Regions from separate parts of the Mus musculus genome. Here region 1 is linked to region 2. The links are chromatin loops, found by intact Hi-C in ENCODE. Cell type or tissue: left cerebral cortex. All regions are shown on one strand. Each heading gives the region's core, and the rest is flanking DNA. Links, peaks and the distances in the headings are about the cores only. Region 1 has its middle 80 kb from the start of Gm32931. Region 2 has its middle 17 kb from the start of Gm32748.

What was found. A loop is a pair of places that touch in the nucleus more often than their neighbours do. Peaks named below come from ENCODE experiments on the same cell type or tissue, not always from the same donor. Only the 100,000 strongest peaks of a DNase experiment are listed, where the experiment ranks them.
Region 1: a loop joins it to region 2, with 2.1 times the contacts of the local background. A loop is called at or near these places in 2 of 42 quality-filtered maps.

Annotation. Positions count from the first base shown.
Region 1 is chr10:68,898,319-68,907,183 of GRCm38, reverse strand. No RefSeq gene overlaps it. Among named protein-coding and RNA genes, the nearest start is that of Gm32931, 80 kb to the right of the region's middle. In left cerebral cortex, for the core only: a CTCF peak has its summit at 4,334 (motif pointing left); a DNase peak (open chromatin) is centred at 4,340.
Region 2 is chr10:68,353,037-68,361,901 of GRCm38, reverse strand. No RefSeq gene overlaps it. Among named protein-coding and RNA genes, the nearest start is that of Gm32748, 17 kb to the right of the region's middle. In left cerebral cortex, for the core only: a CTCF peak has its summit at 4,665; DNase peaks (open chromatin) are centred at 4,671, 5,698, 6,094 and 6,913; H3K4me3 peaks cover 570 bases; H3K27ac peaks cover 976 bases.

The sequences.
Region 1 (8,865 bases), core at 2,654-6,653, 550 kb before region 2:
TCTTGACTGCTATGGAAGCGAGTCTCCTCCTGGTTACCTTTGAATCAAGTTGTAGAACTCTCAGCTCCTCCAGCACTATGTCGGCCTGCATATTTCCATGCTTCCCGCCATGATGATAATGAACTGAACCTCTGAACCTGTAAGCCAGCCCCACGTAAATGCTGCCCTTTATAAGATTCATTCGCCTTGGTCATGGTGTCTGTTCACAGCAATAGAAACCCTAACTAAGACAGCGGTGATCAGGTCTCTGCTTGATTCATACTTCTAGATTTTAGTCAACAAACTGGTGGGAATTCCTTCCTCCCCTCCCCCACCCCCATGCGCACAAACGAGTGTTGCATCAGAAAGGGCAAGCGTTCGTCCAAGAACCACCCTGACATGGATTCAAAAATGAGTCAAAGCATCTGCTCCTCAGAACCAGGAAGTCAAAGTTGACCCAGACTCCGGTTTATTCCTTTCTCATCAGGTTTGGGAATGGGGTGAAGCATCCCCGGGGTGATCTTTGGGAAAAATGCATCTCCGTTCCCACTTCTGCCTCGGTGGCCACCACCTGGACGCCTGGTGAGAAATTCTCACTCTAGCATTTGTCCTCTGGAGCCTGGGGGGACAGGTGTGTAAAAGAGATCAGCTCAGTCAAACCATGAGAGACCACGACTGTGGGAACCGAGATGGTCCAGCGTGGGGCGCGCAGTCCAGCATGGGTCACTCGCGCTCTGATGAGAAGCTGCATCCGAAAAGGACTCTGTTGTCGTTGTGAGACGTGATGACACACCCGTGCTTCTTTTGGGCGAGGCTGGCCTTCTTCTGATGCTGTCAAGCCTCTAAGACTCATGTTCACCCCCGAGTATGTCATGATCAAATATGCCCGGATAATTCTTCCCATTGTTAAGAACCAAAGTGAACACAGGGCGTATCCAAGGCTGTATATTCAGATTCTATAACTGGACAAATGTCCTTAACCATATGAATGCTGCTCCCTGATGAAGAGGTGACGTCCAGTTTCTCTTAGAAGTCAGAAAATGGAAGAATTTCAAGTTGTTATAGCCACATTTATTGAGCACCTACTACTTTTCTAATGCATGTTAGCGTCAGGAAAATACACTCAGAGTGACGCCATAATTTCGCTTTTCATGAGCACTCTCAACAAAGGTCCTTTGAGTAAAGATGGAAAAACAGCAGAACATATCAGAAAAACGACATGCAACAGATACAAAGGGAAGCCGCTGAGCTTTAGTGCAGTAGTTCTCAACCTGTGGGTCTCAACCCAGACAGGAGTCACGTATCAGATATCCTGCATATCGGGTATTTACATTGTGATTCATAATGGTAGCAAAATGACAGTTGTGAAGTAGCAATGAAATAATTTTATGGTTGGGGATCGCCAGCCATAACACAGGAACTGTATCAAGTATTATTAAATAAAATATTAACATTAATATATTAAAATTTAAATTTATTATAGTATGATATAATATTACCACATTATAGTATATATTAATTTTTCTATATTATTTTATACCATATAATACATATTATCATATATTAGAATATTAATATATTATCACATTATATATTAATACATATTTGGTATATATTAATATAATGTATAGTATATAATGTTATATAATATATAGTATATATTTATAATATAACATTAAATTTAATTTTTAAAATTTTATTCATGTTAATATTAATTATATAAAATTATATATTATATTTCTATTATTTTATATGAATATCATATAACTATAATATAATTAATATTAAATAAAATTTAATATAGAAATTGTATTAGAGGTTCATAGCTTTAGAAAGGCTGAGACCCACACTGCTTTAGGGGAATTAAGGAAATCTTAGAGAGAAACACTGGCGACATTGATCTTGGATAGTAAAATAAAGATCATCAGTCGAGGTCTTTTCTAAAAGGTCTTTTCTAAACCTGCTGTGCAGACATCACCGGGGGACTTGCTAAAATTATCAGGCACCTGCACCTTCGCTCGAAGATTTTTGGCTCAGTAGGGAGAGGGTTAAGGTCCAGGAAACTTGGAAATTAAATGCCCAGGTTACTCTAGTGTTTGCCAGAGGAAGTTTGGGGAGTCTTGAATGAAGTGGTGAATCCCACCACATTGAGCACTTATCCAAAGTAAGGTGCCGTGTCGAGAGTAGAGAGAACCCGGGAAAAGCAAGCTTCAGTAACGATTAGCATGCGGTGTAGGCCAGTGTCTGACAGCATTTGTCCAAGGACCGCGATGGAGGCACAGGCTTAGGTGACGCCTAGAATGGGAAGGAAGTTGAGATGTTTTCTAGAAGCTTCTAATGTGCTAATTAATTCCTCAGCGACGCTCCCAGGGGAGGTTTGCTTTGTTGATTTTTAGACGATATTTTCTTTGAACATCTTGTAGAGATATGGGTAGCCTTCAATCGCTGCCTAAAGCATCTCTGTTTCGTTGTTAAGCCAAGCCTGGCTTATTACATAAATGGACACAATTGCTCTCTGTGAAAAGCCGGACACTATTCAGAAGGAAGAGAGGGACATGCCCCGCGGTCAGGAGTGGAGTGGCTTTAGCATCTTTGCCCTTAGTAATAGAACGTAGTCTCGGAAGTCCAGAAGCTTGGTCATAATGCAAGCGAAACAAACCTTCCAGGCTGGTTTTGGTTTTGTCATTCGTATGGGTCTACACCCAGGCTCTCTCAGTACCGTCTCTCCAAGCGCGAGCAACAGCAGCTGGAAGGTGGGACAGATGCAGATTCTAGGTTTCTACCTAAAATCTCCTGAGCCAGAACTGTGGAGGAGGGGAAGTGATCAGAAGTCAAAGTGATGAAGGAAGGCAGCTAGCCATGCTTCAGATTCTTCTGATGGCCCTCAAGTCTGAGAAAGAGCCTCAAGCCCAAGAGAAACTCTGTCGATGCAGTAATACTGAAAAGGACTCTCAGTGAACAAGCCCTACGTATGTGCTCATTATACATGTATTACGGCCTTGCTATTGTTATTGGGTGTCAGAAAATCTACTCATCCACCAAAAGTGAGATTGATATTTGGTCTCCAGTGTTCGGGATACAACCCAGGGTCTTGCACATTTTAGGCAGTTCCTTTATCCTGAGCTATACTCCCAGGGTCTGTGATTCTTGTTGATTTTTTAAAAACAATTCCTATTGGCTCGAACACCAAGACAAACTACAAAAGCCAAGTCCTTTCATAATGTGGCCTACCTACATCTCTGGACTCTTAAACCTTCCCCAGCTGACCTCCATCATTCTGTCTTTCCAACAGCTGATTCTATCTTGTCTTTCTAGTTACTGCTCAAATATCACCATTTGACTACCTTGTTAAATTTACACACACACACACACACACACACACACACACACACACACATTCATTTGTGTATGCATGTGCATATGCATGCATGTATATGTATGTATGTGTATATGTATGTAGATATGCACATATGCATGTATGTATGTGTGTATATGTATATACATTATAGGTGCACATTCATGTGCAGTTATAGGTACCTCTGAGGGTAAGCTAGAGGAGGAAGGCCTCTGAGCACCCCTCTCTATTACTTTCCACATTATCTCTTTGAGATAGGGTCTTTCACTGAAGTTGGGGCAGAGCTGGCACCCAGCAAGCCCGAGCAATCCTCTTGCTTCTGGCCCTTACGGTACTGTGGTTATAGGTGCACATACAACCATGGCAGGATTTTCACATGGGGCATGGGATTTAAACTTAGGTCCCCTGGAAGAGCTGCAGGTTCCTTACCCACTGAGCCAGCTCTCAAGGCCTTACATATGCTTGTATTTATGTTCTTCACATTACTCACTGGCTTTCTTCGTGGCATACAAACCAATCGTGCCCAGTCCTTTGCTTATTTTCAAATCCATGCACGGTGTCATTGTATCTTCATGTCCTTCTGGGCCTTGCAATACTAGCAGACTTAACCCCATGTTTATTGGGTGACTTCCAGGCTGCAGCTGAAATCCAAATGAACACGATAAGTTAACAACTGAACTGCTGCTTTTTCTAGACACATGCCTTGCTGCAGGTTTTAAAAACGTAGATTACAATTATTCTTTCAATTGTGGGAACCTGAATGTTTTACAGGAAGTTCTTTAAGGGATCTTAAAATAGACTTGTCAAGAGTTGGCTTCAGTGTCAGAGCTGGCCCTGTGTTCATTTATTGGAAGGGAAATGCTGGAGCTCAAACAAAAAATCATAATGCCTTGTACCACATGAGATAAACAAACAACTGACTCTGAAATTTATGGTTTTACAGGTGTCTTGTTAGAGCTGGTTCTGGAAACAGAAAGATGAACCCAGACTCCGGTGCCATCTAGTGGTCATGTTAGTTCCTCTAGAAATAAACTCCAGTGCAATCCAGTGCTGGGTTTTTGACTCGTGGGAGGTTTTGTGCTTTTATGATGTGCATCTCAAGTATGAATTCAGTTGTATTAAGAATGATGCATGTTAGTAAATGCCCAGAAAATCTGTGAGCGCCAGCCCTCTTTGGAGTGTAGCATAGAAAAATGAAGATGTTGTGTAAATAATAATTACCACAGGTTCATATAGCTGTGTGATACCTAAGACGTGGGCCCATATTTATTGCAGATACCTAGAGGCAAAGAGAACTTCTGAATCCTGGCCAGCTATGTCACCATTTGAATATGGAACATTTGAATATGCTCCCTAAGGGAGGGATATGCTTGTTGTGTTGAATGCTTCCTCCTTAATGCTGGCTTTGGGAGATTCTGGGAAGATGAGTCCTGGTTGAATGAAATCATCGGATATGAAGACATTTCTTATTGCCAGGTTACTCCCTCCCTCTTTTCTGCCTTCTGTCCACCATGAGATGAAACACTTCCGTTTTACCACAGCATGCCCGTGACAGCTACCCTGATGCTCTGCAGAGCAGCAGCTGGGGCCAGGGTTGGAGAGAAGCAACCATGAATAGAACACTCAGAAACCATGAGCCAAACATACCCATCTGCCCCCAAATTGTCTCTACCAGGTAATTTGGACCACAGTGAGGTCAAAAGTAATAGAGAGTATTAGATGATTCAGGCTCCGAGGTATTGTCAACAGAGGACTGCCCACCTAACACAGTTATTTATCAAACATCTCATGTCTGTACAGAGCAGCTTCCACACCTCTGGCTGCACAGGTAGTTTTAGGTTTGTCTCAGCTACCTAGAGTCCTTTCTTGCTCTTGCCATCGACTTGGTGTGGAGCCCTTTGCAGAAGACAGCTGGGTCATTCTTTGGAGAAGCCTTGGGGTCACTCTGTGATATTACAGACCACAACCCCCAATATCTAGTGAGAGGAGTTCGAGATGCATCTGAGACAGGGTCATGTAGGTGTAATATTAGGCAAATTAGATCCAAATCTTGAGAGTGACACCCCCTGACTTCTCTGCTGATGTCAACTTTTCTAATTTGTGTGGTAGCTTTTCAGACATTTGCCTCCCAAGCCTTATGAGGATTAAAAGGGATAATGACATATCTAAATCGCTCCATCTGAGTGCCCAATACATGAGAAGTGAGCCACTTACCTCTGATCTCACATGGTCTAAAGAGCACCTCTTATTTCTAGCCTTCCATTGTGGCGCTTCCTGTTTCCCTTTGCTCTCTGTAATCCAGTTGTACCCACGTTGAAATACTTAACATTAGAGATATCCAAAAACCCGGATGACTTGACAGTACCTATTCATGGCAGGGGACAAGGAACATTTAGATATTTTGGAAATCCATTGTTATAAAGCTGCAAGAATCACCCAGGAAATGAAACCAAAAGTCAGCTTACATGAGACCAAGCCATATTTTCAGTGTCATAGAACAACCATCCACGCACTAACTGTAGCACACCACACACCAAAAGCACTCTGCTCTGAGAATTCAGTGAACCCACATCCTGGCTCCAATCTCTCATTCTGAGAGTATAGTTTCTCTGTTAAGTTAATGAAAAACAAGCTCATGAGACTTGGATTCTGTTCCTTAATTTGAAAACAGTGTCCGAAAAAGCTTGGGAGACGGCTTGTTGATAAATTCCAAATGATATTCTACCCTAAGCCGGTAATAAAATGATAGTGGTGGTGGGAGACGCTGAGACACAAACATATTTCTATTTGTCTCTAACGAATCACGGAGTCTTCAACCCTATTTATTCATTCGCCTCCCAGTAGCCCCCCAATTTCAGGCCAAATCCTCACAAAGAAAAACACTGTGGACTGTGTGTCATAATCACATCTGCCCTTGGAACACAGGGTTCTATTCCCCAGATATTAGACTGAGATGGGGAAAGTCATCTTATTATCGAAACTGCTTCTCTGATTCTGTTCTTCCCTCTTAACAAAAAAAAAAAAAAAAAAAAAAACTCAGGCAGCTTGGTTGGATTGTGGCAAACCTGTGTTACCCAAGTCCCCTGCAAGTGAAGAGATCTTTCTTCTCAGCTGTCTGCCTTCTGTTCATGGGCTATGCTTATGTGATACCCAATCTACATGCCACCCAACTTATGTGCACCCAACTTATGTGCCACCCAACTTTTGCTTATTTGCCTTTAAAACATGTTTGGAGGGTTAGAAGGAAAAGAGTATAGGGCAGTAGTGGGGAAGAGTAGATGAAGAAGCAAGGGAAGACAAGGTTTGGTGGGTATATAAGCTGAATATTAAACTCCCCCCACCCCCTGTGTGCGTGTAACTATCTGGTGTCTAGCTGGTACTCCAGCAGTGTTCAAAGTAAGACTCCTCTGCAGTAGTCTTTATGTCTCTTTGGCTAAGAGACTGGGCTCATCTGGGAAGCCTCCAGAGGCAATAGGTCATATCCACCACTCATGCCCATGTCCACCCTGACAGCTACACAAAAGAATCATGTCATCACTGTGACCTTTTGGGGGCTGACCTAATAGAACACTGTGTTCTTCAGAGTTGTTAAAGATTGGGGAGTGTGCAACCAACCCTCCCCAGTGCCACCGAAATACAGAGTGTCTGGTGTGAAATCGTGTGTGTGTGTGTGTGTGTGTGTGTTGTGTGTGTGTGTGAGACAATCACAGCAATACTGAGAATTCGTACACCTTCGCTGGCTTCCTTCATGCCAAGTGCCATGGAGTGATTCTCCTTACCAGAAGAGAACATTCTGAGACAGAACTTTAATTCTTTCTGATGTGTGACAGAAAATAGGAAAACAATTCCACCTTGTGTGTGAGTGTATGCACACATGTGTGTGCCAGTGCAGAGAGACCAGAGGCCAGTCTCTGTTATAGCTTCTCAGCTTCTCTTGATCTATCATCTATCTATCTATCTATCTATCTATCTATCTATCTATCTATCTATCTATCTGCTATCTCTCTATCTATCTATCTATCTATCTATCTATCTATCTATCTATCTATCTATCTAACCATCCATCCATCTCCATATATGTATGAATGTATGTATGTATCATCTATCTATCTACCTATCTATCCATCTATCTGTCATCTATCTATCTATCTATCTATCTATCTATCTATCTATCTACCTATCTATCTATCATCTATCTACCTACCTACATCTATCTATCTATCTATCTATCTATCTATCTATCTATCTATGTATTCATCCATCCATCCATCTCCATATCTATCTATCTGTCTGTCATCTATCTATCTATCTATCTATCTATCTATCTATCTATCTATCTATCTATTTTGAGTCAACGTCTCTTACTACCAAGGCTTATGAGCCAGTCAGTTCCAAGGATGCCCTGCACCTTCCAGAACTGGGATTATATGACCACCACCAGACCCAACTTTAAAAAATATATTTGTTTCTTTTTACATCCCAAACACAGTTTCACCTCCTCCTCTCCTCCTAGTACCCCTTTCCTCTGCTCCCTCAATTCCTTCATTTCTCTTCAGAAAGGGGCAGCTCTCCCAGGGATATCAACCAACCATGGCATATCAAGTTGCAGTAAGACTAGTCTCCTTCCTTTGTATTGAGGCTAGAAGAGGAAAGGACCCTTGGAGCAGGCAAAAGAGTCAGAGATACCCTCTGCTTCCACTGTTTCAAGTATCACAAGATGCAAGCTACACAACTGTAACAATATGCTGAGCCTAGGTCAATTTTTGTGTGTGTGTTGGATTCTGAAGATTAAATTCAGGGCTTTGTGCTATCAAGATGGACACTGTACCAATGGAGCCACCCAAATCCTCCCTCTTTGGGACAAGAAGAGTAGTGGAAAGACAGAAAATTCGACCAAGCAAAAATCAAATGCTATCCTTCCTTGGCTATTTTGAAATGACTCCTTCCTTAAAACAAAATACAATACTTGCCCACAGCAGCATATGGTTACAATGAAAGAAAACCTAAATTCTGAAACACACTTGGACATTGATGAAGCATTAAGGCAAGGTGCTAAGTGAAAAAGGTAGATCTAAAATCATAACTATCACGTGGTCCCCCTTATGTGACTATCTAGTCACAGCAGAGGCATAGAGCTAAGGAAGAAATTAAAGATGAGCAGGGGCCACGGAGCAGGAATGGGTAGTGACTGCTTAGCGTGCACAGCGTTTGTGATAAGTGATGGTAGAGACAGTTCTTTGAGGAGATAGTGGAAGTAGTCTATAACCTTGTGGACATACACAGGACTAGTAAATTATAAGTTGGGAATGCTCCATTTTATATTATGTGCATTTTACCTTATTAAAATATTAATTAAGCTCTCTTCCCAAGGCTTAGGGACCATTACAGAAAAAGGGGGAGGGGAGGGAGAAAGGAATGTAAGGGCCTGAGGTCAGAGGGAGATCAGAGAAGAACAGCATCTCCCACATGCCACAACCTCCGTACTCAGCCTATCACTACAGCTGTGGCTCCGTGCAGAAGCCTGTAGGATC
Region 2 (8,865 bases), core at 3,061-7,060:
CTGCTTACTGGATTGCTCCACGTGGTTTGCTCAGTCTGCTTTCTTATAGAACCCAGGATCACCAGCCCAGGGATGGCACCTCTCACAATGGGCTGGGCCCTCTCCCATCAATCACAGACTAAGAAAATGCCCTACCGCTGGATCTCACAGAAGCATTTCCTTAACTGAGTTTCCCTCCTTCCAGATGACTCTTGCTTGTGTCAAGTTGACACAAAACCAGCCAGGACAAAAGTGTAGCCACAGCTTTTTGCAAAGCACAAGTTGAGAGCCAAGGAAATCCCTTTCAGCATATTACAACCACACCCTCCTCTGCTTCTGTCCTGGAGATCTCACTGTCCATCCCTGTCCACAATACTTGAACTGCAACTGCCAGAAGAAGCTGCCAGGACCTGAATCCTGCCCAAGAATGTCAAGAAGCTGCGTTGAGAACTATCCAGTCATTAAGGACTCTGCTCTCAGGAGATGTGACCCAGGGGATGTGACAAGGCTGAGGCGCAGTCCACTCCAGTTTGCACTGACACGCAAGATCCATATGACTCTGGCCCATCAACAGGGAGGAAATAAAACACCCGTCCAGTCACTGAACTCTGAGCCAGCACTTCTGCTAACAGGCCCCTTACTGTGTGTATGAGCTCACTGCCCACTTTCCCACAGACAGTTGGCAAGTCTGATTGGCTCTGGCAACTTCTTATCTCAGGTCAACAATTATGACTTTATTTACAAGGAAGAAAGATATGAAAGATGAAAGGAAAGAAGGAAAGAAGGAAGGAGAAAGGGAGGGAGAGGGAAGAAGGAAGGGAGGGAAAGAGGGAAGAAGGGAGGGAGAGAAAGAGGAGAGGAGGGAGGGAGGGAGGGAGGTCTACCCAGGTAGATAAAACCACCAGGCTGCTTCATGGGAGTTTAACCCCATGGCCACACATATGTTGATTCAGCTCTCACCATCTTAACATTCAGAACAAGCAACCAAGGGCTTTGCATGTTGATTCAGCAAACACTAACTTCTCTGCAGCCTCACCTGGGGAAATGCTCTATTATTTGTAAGTTTTCCTGCTACTGTGACAAAGCTCCTGATAAAAGTGACTTAAGGAAGGGCTCGTATTTTGAGGACATGGTTCGTCAGGGTGGGGAAGACAAGTCGGCCAGAGCATGCGGCAGCTGGTCACATTGCAACCATAGTCTGGAAGCAGAGAAATAGATACTGATAAATCAATTCTCTCTCTAGTTCTATTTCAGCCCTGGAAACACAGAATGGTGCCTCCCACATCTAGGGTAGGTCTTCCTGATTCCATTAGCTCCATCCAAACTCTCAAAACCACTACCAAAGGTCTGTTTCTATTGTGATTCTAGATCCTGACATGTTGACAAATTACTGGTCATCACTCTGTGAGTGTGTGTGTGTGTGTGTGAATTTGGATTGGGTTTTGTGTGTGTGCATACATACACATAGATATGTGCATATATACATATATACATGTGTACATATGTATATACATATATATGTTTGTATGTCTGTGTGTATGTGTATTTTTGTATATGTGTATTTTTATATGTGTGTTTCTGCATTCGTGTGTGTGTGTGGGGGGGGGGGTCTGTGTATGTGTGGTCTGTGTGTGTTTCTATTTTATGTGTATGTTTGTATGTATGTGCTTATGCATTTGTATGCTTGTGTGTTTATGAACTTGTGTGTATATTGTGTACATCTGTGTGTGTTTGTGAGTTTGTGTGTTTGTGTACATGTATGTTTGTTAGTATGTATATGAGTTTGTTTCTTTGTGTTTTTATGTTTGTGCATATTGCATGTTTTCATGTGTTGTCCATGTGTTTGTCTTTGACTTTATGTTGTCTGTTTGTATGTCTGTGTTGGTGGCATGCATACTATGGACAGATTGGTGACAAATCATGAGGACAAGGAACAACACAAAGTGAAACCTGGCAATAAACTCAAAATGAAAGATTAACTCAAACGTGGATGCCATGATGCATTTCCACAGGGTCTGCAGCCATGATGAAGTGAGACTTTGCAAACATATAGGTAGGTATCCGGGGGTCCCATGATGAAGTGAGACTTCATAGGTATTCGCAGGTCCCCATGTTCCTGTTACCCCTCATTCGTACTAGGTACAAAAGCCCAATACCTCATTTGTCCTCAAGTTGGTCTTTGGTGGAATTGTCCGTCACTGGGACCCAATCTGGAGTAAGTAGATGTTGATTAGTGCCTTCCCTGGACATTTTAATGCAGCAGGTAGTAACAGGCACAGAGAGCTAAATGATTCAGGAGAGTCCTAGGTGGCTTCTGCTCAGAAGACTTTCTGACCTGTGATAATACATAGGAAGAAATCCAATCCAAGTACAGGTTATTAAAAGACTGATGGATCTTTAAAGGATCACTCGATGTACGGCTACTCTTAGCTATATCACTGTGTCAGGTCTGTGTGTGTGTGTGTGTGTGTGTGTGTGTGTGTGTGTGTGTGTGTGTGTGTGTGTCTGTTTATGCATATAAATGCTTTGCCTGCCTGGGTCTAAACATACCATGTGCATGCAGTACCCACAGTAGCCAGAAGGGGCATTGTCCTCCCTGGAACTGGAATTACAGGTGGTTGTGAAATCCCCATGTGGGTGCTGGGATTTGAACCTGGGTCTTCTGCCAGAGCAGCAAGTGCTCTTACCCACTGAGCCACCTGGAGAGTGTCACTTACAGCTTGATGACCTCCAGAGAGTTGCTTCATCTGTGCAACTCAGTTTCCTTGTCCACAAAACCTGCACAATAACATGAACTCAGAAAGTTGATTTTGTGACTCAGCAAGATTATATACACTCAACATTTATTACTAAATAGTAAGAAACTAACACCAAAATGGAACAAACATTTTCCCACATACTTAGAGGTGGGGCTGGCACTAAAGCCCTTATCTCTTAGCGGTTTGATGGTCTGGGAGTCTGATGGAAACAGAGCTGTCCTCGATAATGAGACTAGGTTGGCTCCTGTAATCATGTCCTCCAGAGAAAACTCCTTCCTCTGGCATGTGGCCTCTGAGACCTGGCTTGTCTGACTTCTTTCGCCTTCCAAGTCATAACCCTAAGCCCAAATCCCAGAAAAAAAGACAATTCTATGACTCAAGGAATTTTTCTCTTAAGAATGTTCTTCAAAACACTCAGTCACATCCAGGATAATTTATGGATTTATTAAATATATAAATAAGCAAGTATGGCAAACCGACATATGCAGGCTAGTTTTGTATCAACTTGGCACAAACTAGAGTTGGAAGAGGAAGAAGGAATCTCAATTGAGAAAGTGCCTTTGGAAGATCAGGCTGCAGGCAAGCCCCATAGGGCTTTTTTTTTTTTTTTAAATTAGTGATAGATGTGGGAGGGCCCAGGCCATTGTGTCATTGTGGGCGGGGCTACCTCTGGGCTAGTGGTTGTGGGTTCTATAAGAAACCAGGCTGAGCAAGCCATTAAGCAGCACCCCTCCTTGGCCTCTGCATCAGCTCCTGCTTCTGGGTTCCTGCTTTGTTTGAGTTCCTGTCCTGACTTCCTTTGATGACCACCAGTGATGTGGAAGGTAACCCTTTTTCTCCCAAGTTGCTTTGGACATGGTGCTCCATCCTACCAATGCTAACCCTGACTAAGACACTACAGGTGAAATACAAAGTTGATCAAACTGGGTGAAAATTTTGTAATAATCCATAGTGTAATGATGATGCCTGTTATAAAATAGCTACAAGGGATTTTGCTTATTTTTCTTGATTCTTTGGTCAAGTACATCTGAGAAGAGACAATACAATGTAGCACAAGATGATCATAAATGAGTTCAGCATTTGGGGATTTTTTTTTAAACACAGTTATTCTGGAGGGTAATGAGATGCAATAATGTTTCAAATGTTTATTTATTTATTGGATGGGGATGGGGGCACTATAGCCTTCTCTTGATAAATCTCTGTAGTCCATTCTCTACCACCTTCTTGTGGCATCCAAAGCTCCAGTTCCCATCTCTGGACCTTCGCCAAAGCTCCTCTACTCCAGATGCTAGCTCGCTTGTCCCCCTTAAAATGATCTTTTAAAAAAAAATACTTATTCCCATCTTTGGAATGCCATGTTTTGGGACCCACTGGCATCTGCTGTTACCCCTGACATCAAATGGAGGTAGCATAGTTCAACTTAAGCTCTTTAAGTACACAAGGGAACAGGCTGATGTCGTTTCTCTCTGTTTCCCTCTCACAGAGAGGAAATGAGTAACAATGGGAGAAAGCCATGTGTGTTCGTGGAGATCAGAACATTAAACTGGAGCATCAACCAGCTCTTCGCTGAGGAGTTCCAGGAAGAAGGTTCCCACAGAGTTGGCCTTCACCTACATGAAAGGCTTCCATTCTCTGGGTGATGGCTTCTCGCCTTCCAAGATGGCGACTCACGGTCGATGTGGAAGCCTAGTTCAGTGTTTGCTGAGGCTCCAGTATTCATGGATTCCATACAGAACTGAGGTTCCTTCCCTGTTGAGGCACAAGCTCTTACCAAAACAGTGAGAACACCAAGACTGTATTCTTTGGTCCCAGCAAGCCCCTATACACTTCCCCAGGCAAGGAGCCCTAAGGAAGGCAAGGCTTCAGTCAACCTTTCTGGAGACACAACCTTCTTTCCCAGGACCTTCAGCTCAGCTAAGTGGAGACACCTGGTGTCTGGTGTTGCAACTTCAAGAAGATCAAAGAGTCTGGGCTGAAAATCGGGCCTCTCATAAAAGCTGCCTCATTCAGGACAAGTTCCAAAGCAGCAATTCAAATAGCAGTCCCGTTCTACTCCAAGGAGGCTCACTTCCCTTCAATAGCGCCGCCGTCCACCGACAAGGTTTTCTCCATAACCCTGCCTCTTTTAACAGGAAAGAATCTAGCATAATCACAGGGCAGGAAGTATTTATTAGAAGCCAGGGAGAATAGGTCTCCCTTTCTGGCCTCTTCATTTTGTGGGGTGTTAAGTCATGGGGGGTGGGGAGCAGGGGGCGGGGGAGAGGCAGATATCTGCTTGGTATGATATCTGGTTGGTGATATTTATAAGTAGCCAGCCAGAGTAGCAAAGTTGCCCCACACACACATCCTGAAAAAAAAAAAAAAAATTTTTTTTTAGCCTAAACAAGGCCAAAGGAATATTAAAGTTTCACTAGGGAAGAAATATGGCCGCTGCCAGGAACTGACTAGTCATAAAACCCAAGGCATTCAGGCGTCCATCATCGCCTGCCTTTTAATGACTGAACTAAAAGAAGAGACATCAGTTTTCAAAATAAGGTTATAAAAATGCTGTGCACAGATGAGGCCTCCAAATATTTTGATAGTACCCGAACAAAATTGCATATATATACATATATATATATATATACATATATATATATATGTATATAATCATTGAGACAAATCACAAAACATATGTTGTTATGTTTTGCTCTAAAAACCATGAAGTTTACCCAGAACCCTATTATGGTAACTGCTTCACTTTTCATGCATTCCTAAATTACCATGTAATCTAAAACCTTGTTTTCAGCGGCCCTATATTGGAAAGTCCCTTCAAACTAAGCAGGATGATGGCAGGCTCGCTCACATTCAGAAAGAAACCTGCCTTTGCTGCTGAAAATGAAAGTGGGATTTATCAGATAGACTCCTTTAAAACAGTCACCACCTTAGTGACACACGGGGCCTGACGCATCCAGGAAATGCCGAGACCAGGAATTATGCTTTAAGCTCTCTGCATTTTCAAACACATGGATAGTTGGTGTAAAAATATATTCTTTTCCTGCAGGGACGTGACTGTAATTAGTGTGTGCCAAAACTCTCTCTCTCTCCCGGAGATTTCATTGTCTTATCTCTTTGCAGCATCTTAATGCGATTTTATTTTACTTTGTCAAAGTCCTATTAACATAAATGTGTTCTCCATAGCAAACAGTGTTCTTTTTTATGCAAAACAGGATTCAGCTGACTCTAATAAAACAGCTTGCAGTCTATTAGAGTACAACAGTAATGTGCTTATTTTGTTTGTCAAATCAAGACCGCCGTCAGAAGGCTCTAGACAAAGATTTGTCTTGTTTTCCAGAATAATTGCCAGGGTGGGGCTACGTTATGATCTGTAAATGAATAGTATCGCTTAGAACAAACACTTCATATATCTTTTATCTTCCCCTGCACACAGTTCTGAGTTTTTCTTTGAAATCTTTGCTCCACTTTTCCACATAAGTCATCAGAATGTTTCCAAAGAATTTTAACTGCCAGATTAATTATATCTTACAAACAAAGATAGATTGCTTACATTCTTTATTCAGAAACCCTGCCAGTATGGAGCAACTGGCAACAAATTAATCTCTTTTGCAACCCTACAAAATGTTTTGCTATGAAAAGGCCTGGAAGGTAAATGGATCCTTTAAAAAAAAAAAAATCAGGTTGCTCATTCTGAAAGGCTAATCCTAAGCACAGAACAGAGGAGTAAATGAATCTAGCTACTCCCTAACTTTGCTCTTCCTTTTCTTTCTTTCTTTTTGTTTTTTGTTTTCTTGGTTTTTTGTTTTGTTTTGTTTTGTTTTGTTTTGTTTTTGTGTGTGTGTGTGTGTGGTTTTTTTTGTCTTTTGTTTTTTCCTTCTTCTTAACAACTAGGTTACAGCCTTCTGTTAATGGATTCAGTTAATTAAGTATTGCTGTGACCTGGTGGCAATTTCTGAAATCCAGAGAATTTTTCCCTCTTTTAAGGTCTGCCTCCCCCACGGGGCCCCGGGTGTAATCTGTTTGCAGAGAGTCTATGTATGTCAGCCCTGCTTCCCTTAGAAGCTTCTAGAATGTTTTAATAAATTTATCAACCGAAAAAAAATATTACAAACATTTCATTTCCTTTGACTCAGGCACACCACACACACACACACACACACACACACACACACACACACACACCACTGCCTTCATTGCAAATTCTTGCCAGTATGAATCACCCTAAGTAATGTTTGCTTTAACTTTAGTGTGGTTCAACAAACAACCTTTATATGGCTGGACTTCAAAGGGAGGAGAAATGAAGGTTGGAAATATGATAGGCGTAATCTATTATTAGGCATGAAACACTAAACCACTTTTAGCTATAACTCTAAAACCTGCATAATCTTAGGTTTTTTAACATAATGTGTATTTATTGTGCCTTCACTCACACAAGCATTTATCTCCCCGTGTTTGTGAGAGAAATACTTTCCACTGTAGCGTGGGCCACTACTTGGCTTAATTTTTCCTAATATTTAATTTAGAAAGGGGAAAATGGTAATATTATAACAGGATTCTCATGTGTCCCAGCCAAAATACTTAGTGTTCCTCTTTGAGTAAAATTAATCTGTTACCAGTTCCCTGACCTGCAAGTCAGGTTTCAGTAAACTAGGCATCCAGGGAGGAGGGCAGAGGGAGGGGGTAAGCTAGGCTGGCTAGGGAGATAAGATCTCTTTCTTTGATTAAGGGGGGGTGGTGTTGGCGGGGGGGGGGGGGGGGGTGGGGGGGGGAGCTAAAAAAAAAAAAACCGAATGTCTCAACCCAGCCATGCCTCCCAATGGCAGAAAAATAAGCCAAAAGTGTATCCCAGCAGTAATGGTTGAAGACATTTATTAGCTCCGTCCATAACAACATTCACTGCAGGGAGAGCAATTGTTAAAAAATCTGTACTGCAATTATTTCTTTAATGATGGGGGGGGGGCGTCTCCAGCTCCTTATTTCTCTCCTTCTTCACCCTCCACAAACATTGGCACTTAAAAAAAAAAAAATCTAATGTTATGAAATAAGTCAGAGAGCTTGTAGCTCAAGAGAACCGGAGACAGCACTGGGAATGTATGCATGCGCAGAAACAAAAACACCGTCGGTAACATTTTGTTCTTGATTAAATTTGCGCTCCCTAATACAGTAGATTAAAAATAAGTCCAACTGTTAAACGCATTAGTGTTCAGCCGTGGTTCTGGTGCCAGAAAAACCGATACTGCTTCAGACCCAGCCTCTCTCCACTAGACTTGAGGAGCCAGGGGAAATCTGACCCCTCTGGAAACCCGAGCCCCAAAGTCCATCCATGACCCTGCAGTTTGGGGATTCCTTATTTTCGTCGGGTGATGAAATCTCAGAACCATCTTAATATTTTCTCACACTGGGTCAAAAACTCGGCGTCTCTCGGCGAGGCTGTAAGAAAATACGGGCTAGGAAAACGGAGGATGGATTGCTAATGGCTACAGTCAAGACACTCCAGAAGGAATATGAAATGAAGTTGTTCTTTGGTGTACAGGGAGTCGTGAAACTTACATCTTTTAAAAAGAGTTGTAAGCCATGACCTCACGCCAACCCCCCACACTCCTCCCACCCCCACCCCGAAGAATTTTAAGAGACTGGAAAGACCCACAGTTCAGAGTGGGTGCTCCTCCTTACAAGGCATCCAAATTTGGTTCTCAGCACCTACATCAGAAGGCTCACAACCGCGTGTAATTCCAGCTCCTGCACACCTGATGCCCTCTTCTGGATGTAAAGGCACCTGCCCTCACACATGCACACACCTCCACACACTCACCTCCACACACACAGCTACACACACACAGCACTAAAAATGAAATCTCTCTCTCTCTCTCTCTCTCTCTCTCTTTTTTTTTTTTTTTTTTTTTGGTTTTTCGAGACAGGGTTTCTCTGTGTAGCCCTGGCTGTCCTGGAACTCACTCTGTAAACCAGGCTGGCCTCAAAGTCAGAAATTCACCTGCCTCTGCCTCCGGAGTGCTGGGATTAAAGGTGTGCGCCACCACGCCCGGCTGAATAAATCTCTTTTATATATAAAAATAACTATTTAATGGGGCAGGATTTTGAAATGTGTCCTCAGAATTTTGGAGTGTGTGAC